Regions from separate parts of the Homo sapiens genome. Here regions 1 and 2 are each linked to region 3. Evidence: read pairs that join two places in POLR2A ChIA-PET (ENCODE). Cell type or tissue: A673. All regions are shown on one strand. Region 1 has its middle 7.3 kb from the start of VPS54. Region 2 overlaps LGALSL-DT (LGALSL divergent transcript). Region 3 has its middle 28 kb from the start of MIR4433A.

Region 1 (2,500 bases), 290 kb before region 3:
AAAGTCCTTATAAGCCCATGGGCTGCAAGTAAGATCAGTGGTCAGAAGGTATAAAAATTGGCAAGTCAAAGCCAAGTGTGGTGGCTCATGCCTGTAATCCTAGCACTTTGGGAGGCCAAGGTGGGAGGATCACGTGAGCCCAGGAGTTTGAGACCAACCTGGGCCATATAGTGAGACCTCATCTCTTAAAATAATTTTAAAAAGTTATATATATATATATATATATATATATATATATATATATAGAGAGAGAGAGAGAGAGAGAGAGAGAGAGAGAGAGAGAGAAAGAGAGACAGAGAGAGAGAGAAAGGGAGAGAGAGAAAGAGAGAGAACATTGACAGGTCAGAAACTGGACAAATAGGAACTAGGGGCCAAGGTAAAATTATGAATTCTCAACCAAACCGAAAAATGCAACCCAAGACACAACAGAAGAGCACATGAAACAAATAATTCGTACTTCAAACATGAAGCCTTTTATATACTTCCTGCTGGAGCAGGAGTCAACCACAGAGCATATCTGGTACGTGTCTGTACCATGCCTGGTACAAAGTAAGAGTTCAATAACTATTTTGAATGGAAAACACAGGAGTCATGTTCCTATAGGAAAATAGTGACTACATTGTTGAGTAGAACAGAGGATATGGGCATATCTTGACAAATATAAGATTACTTTCAAATTGAACAATTTCCCTAGAAAAGTAGTTATATATACCATTTTGTTAGTCCTGCTATCATATTTTTGCTTTATGTTGCTTTATACAGTATTTGGTTCTTTATTCTATGGAGAATATGTCTAATGAACTAAATTGTAACTATTTCCAGGGTAGGATTTTCTGTTGTTGTTGCAGGGTACTTTTAAAAAATTTCCCTACAGAATCTGGAACAGTATACTACATAGTAGATTTTCAGTAGATGCTTGTTGAGTTAAAATAATTATGAATTACCCATCCTTAGTAAATGGTATTTGGCATAATTAATTTTAATAATGTATAAAACTAGTGGGCAACCTTGAAATCATTCTTGACTTTCATGTACCACATCTAATTTGTCAGCAAATTCTGTTATTTCTACCTTTGAAATATATCTAGACTAAAGACTTCTCACCATTCACACTGCATCCAGACTGATCCAAGCCATCTTGCCCGCAGGGCCCCTGACTGTGGCTGTTGGACTATAATATACTGCTTATTACCGAAGGCACCATTCATACAGACGGCAGGGCGAATGATGCTTCTTGGAGTTGTGCAGTGCAATGATCCTACTTGCCTGGATTTTTGCAAAAGTCTTCTAGGCCATCTCCCCATTTCTGCCTTCTTCCCCCGACCCCACCAGTCTATTCTCAAAACGATAGTCAGCTTGCTTCTGTTGAAACTTAAGTCAGATCAGGTCATTCCTCCAGAAGCTCCCATCTCATTCAGAGAAAAGTTAAAGTTCTTGCAAGGCCCTAGGTGATCTCATCCCACTGTTACCTCTCTGACTTTATCTGCTCCTGCTCCCCCTATTTCTGACAACTGAACTCCTCACGATTCCTGGGAAACACCAGACATGGCCCTGACCTAGAGCATTTGCACTTGCACCTCTCTCTGCCTGGAATTTCCCCAGTTGTCCGCATAGCTAACTCCCTTACTTCCTTCAGGTCTTCATTCAAATATCACCTTCTCAGTGAGGCATTTCTTGACATGCATATTTCTCATTACAACACTAGGCTTTAACTGCTTTTCCACTTTCACCTCTTAGCCTTTATTATTATCTAACCCTCCATATGTTTTACTTATTTATTGTTTATCTGTCCCTAACATGAATGCAAGCTCTTTTGAGGGCAAGGATTTTTTTCTGTTTTGCTTACCACTTTACCACGCAACACCTGGAACAGTGCCTGTTCAAAGTAAGAGTTCAATAAATACTTGAAATAATGAATGAATGACTAAAAAAAAAACTAGCTGTTATAAGTATACACCACTTTCTTTCATGCACTAAGCAGAATAAATAACCAGTTAGTCTAATATCTTGAAAACAACTTGCCATTGATATGTTATAGGACTCAAGATTTTTGTAAGCCACTATTAATTTATTATATTTATGATCAAGATGATACTCTTGGCTCATTTTACATTTGGAGTAATTTAAGTAATAATGTTTAGAAAAGTGTTTTAAATATGCAATTCTGTAATGAAGTAGAACTATAAGGATATAACAGTCAAACATTTATTAGGAAAAAAGCATTTTTTTTTGATACAAAGTCTCGCTCTGTTGCCCAGGCTGGAGTGCAGTGGCATGATCTCAGCTCACTGCAACCTCCGCCTTCTGGGTTCAAGCGATTCTCCTGCCTTGGCCTCCTGAGCAGCTGGGATCACAGGCACGTACCACCATGCCCAGCTAATTTTTTTGTATTTTTAATGGAGATGGGTTTCGCCATGTTGGCCAGGCTGGTCTCAAACTCCTGACCTCAGGTGATCTGCCCACCTCGGCCTCCCAAAGTGCTGGGATTACAGGCATGAGC
Region 2 (2,500 bases), 78 kb after region 3:
AACCTTACTTGGTCATGATGTATTATCATTTTTGTGTATTTCTGAATTCTATTTGCTAATATTTTGTTAAGGATTCTTGTGTCTATGTTCACAAGTATATTTGTCTGTAATTTTCATTTCTTCAAATGTCTTTGTCAGGTCTTAGTATGAAAGTTATGCTGACTTTATAAAATGAAAGTTTCCCTTCTTCTCTCTTTTTGAAAGAGTTTATGCAAGATTTGTATTTTTTCCCTTAAATTTTTGATAGAATTTACAAGTGAAATCATAGAGCCTTGGAGTTTTCTTTGTGGAATATTTTTTATAGTTAATTCAACTTCTTTATGAAATATGGGTTATTTGGATTATCTATTTCTTCCTGTTTTGATTTTGATAAGTTGTGTTTTTCAAGGAATTTGTTCATTTCACATAAATTATCAACTTCATTGCCATAAAGTTGTTCATAGCATTTCTGAATTATCATTATAACCTGTAAGATTGGTAATGATATCCTCTCTTTCATCCCTATATTAGTAAGGTGTATTTTCTCTCTTTTTTAATTGATCGATCTTGTTAGAGGCTTACCAATTTTATGAATCTTTTCAAAGAACCAATTTTTGACTGAGTTAAAAATCCCTGCAGCTTGTTTTCCAATATACTGACTTCTGCTTTTATACTTATTATTTCCTTCTTTCTTTGGGTTTACTTTTCTTTTTGTTCTACATTTAAAAATGGAAATTTGGATAACTAATTTTAAACCTTCCTTCTTTTTCTAATACTAACACATTAGAGCTATTAATTTCCCTCTAAGCACTGCTCTACCTGCACCCCACAAATTTTGAAATATAATATTGAATTTTCATTATCCCTCAATCTGAATATTTTCTAATTCCCCTAAAATGTCTCCTTTGATCCATGGTTATTTATAAATGTGTTATTTAATTTCTAAATATGTAGGATTATCTAGGTAGTTTAATATATGATCTAATTTCATTGTGGTTAGAGAACATACTCTGTAAGATTTCAATATTTTGAAATTTATTGATATAAAACAAGTATATAACTTACCTTATAGAAAGTAGAAAGTGGCCATCAGAGAGGTGTAAATAAAATGCCATGGGAGTTAGAGGAGGGAGAGGTAAATTCCAACTATATTAAACAATGGAAGACTTATGGAAGGAGGTGGGATTTGAGCTGGGTTTTGAAAGATAGATAGAATTGGGAAGTAAGGAGATAGAGGGACAACAGGCAGGAAAAGCTACAGTTAGACTCAGCTTTCTTTAAAAGGCGTAACTATGATTACCTTTTATGAGACCCAAGGCCTCAGAGCACTGCTGGGAAAGTGACTGCAGACCCATGGCCCCAGTATTCTTCTCTCAGTTGCCTCTAAATATCTGTTTTCAAATAACCACTTAGACATTTTAAACTCTGAATTTGGCCACCTCCTGTTTTAGAAACTGAAGCAGTAACATGTACTTTAAACTCACAATGAGAAGGGCCAAATTTCATAACTTGAAAAGCAATTTCCTTTTTATTTTTAGGATATGCACCATTCTATGATTTCTTTTTCTGCCCACAGATCTGGGAGCATGAGTGTGATACACTGAGACATTTGTGTTCCTAGTCACAGCCTCTCCCTTTGGGGAAGTTTAGACTTCTTAATGATGTCATTGGAGAAAACTTCACTTATCTCTATGGTCACATGGCAAGAGTCACTCTTAGAAGTGTCATGGGTAGAAGGCAAGTGGCTCCTCGGGATCTGTGTCATCTGAAAGAAGCTCCTGGTCAGAGCCCCCTGAGCGAGTGATACAAAAAAAAAAAAAAGTCTGGGCCTGAGATCATTATCCTTCAGCCAAACACATGGAGGCCACAATTCAGATCTGCATACTCCCAAATCTGTGTGAGCTGAGACTAATTGTAGTTTTTCCTGCCTGCTGTCCCTCTATCTCCTTATTTCTCAATTCCCAAACACACATAGGCCACAGTTCAGATCTGCTGGCATCTTTAGGGGTGTACAGCCACCATCCCAGAGCTCCAGGGCAGGGCTGGTATTTTCTTCCCCACTTCATATGCCTCAGCTCCCAGAGTGGCATTTGTGGAAGTTCATCAAGTGGACAGGCAGAGCCAGCCTGAGCTTTCTTCTTCCCTGAGCTCTGGTCCACAGCAGGAGTGGACTTTACCCTGAACTTCCCTCGAGAGATAAGACTGTTGCCCTTATCTTTGGTGATTCCTGGGGGTTGAGTTCCCAGTGTGGAAAGGTTGGTTTGGAATGTTTTCTCAGATGTACTCTGACATGCTAACACCCACATTCCTGCCTAAACTAAATAGTCCTGCCAGCCCTGCCAGATGTCATGGTCTTTTGTTGCCATAGATGCCCCTGGAGGAAAGGGGTAAAGGGCTGACCTGGAATAAACATGAGCCCTTGATAGCCATGTCCTTAAAAGACTGAGAAGCCACACCAAGCAAAGTGTGGCTATCAAGACCTCTAGTTCCAGATATAGTCATTGAACATAATTCCTGGCAA
Region 3 (2,500 bases):
GAGGAAGCCAGTGCATCTGCAAAGGCCTGCAGGTCAGGCCCAGCTCTCAGGGGCCCCGCCAGGGGAACCTCCTCCAGCAGATAACTTGAATGAAGGGCAGGCCAGACACCGAGGGAAGTTAGCCCAGTGAGGCGGCCCTTGTGCCCCAGGCTCAGGGAAGGAAGGTGAGTTCAGAATCAGAATCAAAAGACGGTGTAATTAGAAGCTGCAAGTGGATACACATGAGGGCGTAATACCTGCCGTCACGCAGCTGAGAGCGCTCGGGGCACTCTGGAAGAAAGCGCAAATTCAAAGTAATATTATCATCTTAATTATAATTAGAACCTGCAAGTGGAGTCTTGAAAGGCATTTATAGCATATCCTTACTTGTTTAGGTCAGCTTCCCAGAAAGAGGGGGAAAAATAGACTTGGACTTTTTTAATTTAGGCAAGAAATAGATCGGCCCATGCGTCAGGGCTGCTGTCTAGAGCCCCCTATGTGAGGGACGTCTTTTGGGGCTCAGTTTATTAAAGCTCTGCCTAGAGCCTAAAAGCTCAATATGGCAGAAAATAGGCTTTTTTTTTTGTAAGCTTTAGAGGGCTGCAAGCCAATTGGAAGCTTCCACCCGCTGTGAAGTAGTGAGACTGGTAAAATAGCTAGTAAATTACCCCTGACTCAGGGCCCATTGAGTGATAGGTCTGCAAAGCAGAGCACGAGGGGAGGACGGCCAACAAATATCCGGGGGAACCCCAGTTGTTCCTGGTTATCCCTTGGCTGATTGTCTGGACTGAGGATAATTCAGACTTGCTAAGCTTTTTCCTCTCACTTTCTACCCCTCTTAGAGGACAGGAGGCATCAGACAGGGGCCCGAGGGAGAAATGCTACCCCTTATTTAGCTGTTGTGGGAAGCTCTGGTGAAAACCCCATGAAAGCAAGTTGGGGCTGATGGTCACAATGAGGTCTCTGCTTCTATGGAATTCAGCCGCCCACGCTGCTCCCGTGCCCGGTCCCTGTGAACAATCCAGAAACAGCTGTGATTGGCAGAGCCACTGAAACCAGAGCTTCGTAGACGGGAGGAAAACAATCACGCCACTGTGTGGTGCAACTGGGTTTGCAGGCTCCCTGACAGATGAAGACAAATGTTGCATAACAGCTTATGAAAAATTGGCTTAAAAAAACTCTGCATACCTGGGTCATAGTCAATGAGAACTAATGTAGGTGCTTCTATCCCATCTCCTATTCCCAAAATTTAGGCACCCAATCTCCCTTGGTTTCCAAGGGCCCCTTTCATGCCCAGCTCTGCCCTGTCTCATGCTCGAAACCCATTTCTTGATCCCCTTTCCCTTCTCCACTCAGCTCCTACGTTCCAAACTTACCTACCCTTAGACCAATTCCTTAAGGACTCTGATAGTTTGACAATCAGCAGTTTGGGACTAACGTATCTCCTCTTCCAGATAACATTCGATCCTACCTGGAGCTTCACGGAGTTGTGCCCTCATCTAAAAGGAGGCTGTGGGGGAATGTTTGAGGCGCCGTCTGGCCCCGGGGGGAGACAGTTCAGTGTAGGGCGTCTCTCAACAGCACCAGATGCATACAAGTCTGAAGTCTTGGAGCATCAGGACTTTTTTTTTTTTTTTTCAATTTTGCTCTGAGCTTTTTGGCGACTATCCTTGCTCAAATAAGTTTTTCTCTAAGTTTCTAATTCATAGGTTTGTCATGATTCACATTTAAAACAAATTTTAATCATTCCCACCTCCCCTCCCCCCCCGCCCTTAAGTGTTGTAGCAGCTTTTCCCCTGGGTGGAAAGAAACCTGGAGTCTGTTCCAAAAACTTTGGAAAAGGAAGCCCGGATCTCTCCAGTGCTCACTATATACTTTCCATGCACGGGAGTGGTTTACTGTAGCAAAGAGTATTTTGTTATGCCTTCTGGGTAATTTTGTGCAAAAATTTACAATGTCAAGGGAACATGGTTATTAGGAGCAAACCGTACAACTCCTTATCTGTTTCTCCACAGGCGCTAGCCATGGGGTTCAGAGCCAAGTGCCAGCTCTTCCTGCTAAAAATGTTCTCAATTTGGTCTCCGCCAGCAGTGAGGACAGCAGTGTGAATGTGTGAATTCTTGCTCCAAACTGGCTAGAACCAAGTTTTGTAAATGTCATTTCTTGGGATGCTGTTTTATCTGAGAAATCACATTTCACCAGCAGCACTGAAACTAGCTGATGATGCCATAATAAGTTCTGACTCCTGCAGGGAGAAGCTCTTTGAGGCCCTTTTTCAATACAGCTGACATGTTTTTCATTTAAGAGCCTTTTTAGGACAAGTTTAAACTCTCACATCACTCTATAAATCTTATGAAATGAAAATCAAATTCAGTACAGTTACAAGCTGTTCAATTCTATCTCCTTTATAACATTTATAACTAATATAACAGAAAATTTAAAAACCCTCTTTTGTGCTTTCTACCAAGGCGGCAATATGGACTCAATATACACAAAATGTAGAACTGAAAATGAATTACAT

The links. Peaks named below come from ENCODE experiments on the same cell type or tissue, not always from the same donor. Only the 100,000 strongest peaks of a DNase experiment are listed, where the experiment ranks them.
Region 1: POLR2A ChIA-PET joins it to region 3 with 11 read pairs; 8 of 35 experiments call an interaction of 5 or more read pairs at or near these places.
Region 2: POLR2A ChIA-PET joins it to region 3 with 5 read pairs; 2 of 35 experiments call an interaction of 5 or more read pairs at or near these places.

The regions. Positions count from the first base shown.
Region 1 is chr2:64,025,485-64,027,984 of GRCh38, forward strand. No RefSeq gene overlaps it. Among named protein-coding and RNA genes, the nearest start is that of VPS54, 7.3 kb to the left of the region's middle. In A673, no CTCF peak of the experiment used is centred here; no DNase peak of the experiment used is centred here.
Region 2 is chr2:64,389,964-64,392,463 of GRCh38, forward strand. It overlaps LGALSL-DT (LGALSL divergent transcript), which reads right to left. Exons shown (of 3, transcript XR_002959392.2): 3 at 993-2,500. Among named protein-coding and RNA genes, the nearest start is that of MIR4433B, 50 kb to the left of the region's middle. In A673, no CTCF peak of the experiment used is centred here; no DNase peak of the experiment used is centred here.
Region 3 is chr2:64,311,465-64,313,964 of GRCh38, forward strand. No RefSeq gene overlaps it. Among named protein-coding and RNA genes, the nearest start is that of MIR4433A, 28 kb to the right of the region's middle. In A673, a CTCF peak has its summit at 1,082; DNase peaks (open chromatin) are centred at 637 and 997; H3K4me3 peaks cover 282 bases; H3K27ac peaks cover 1,640 bases.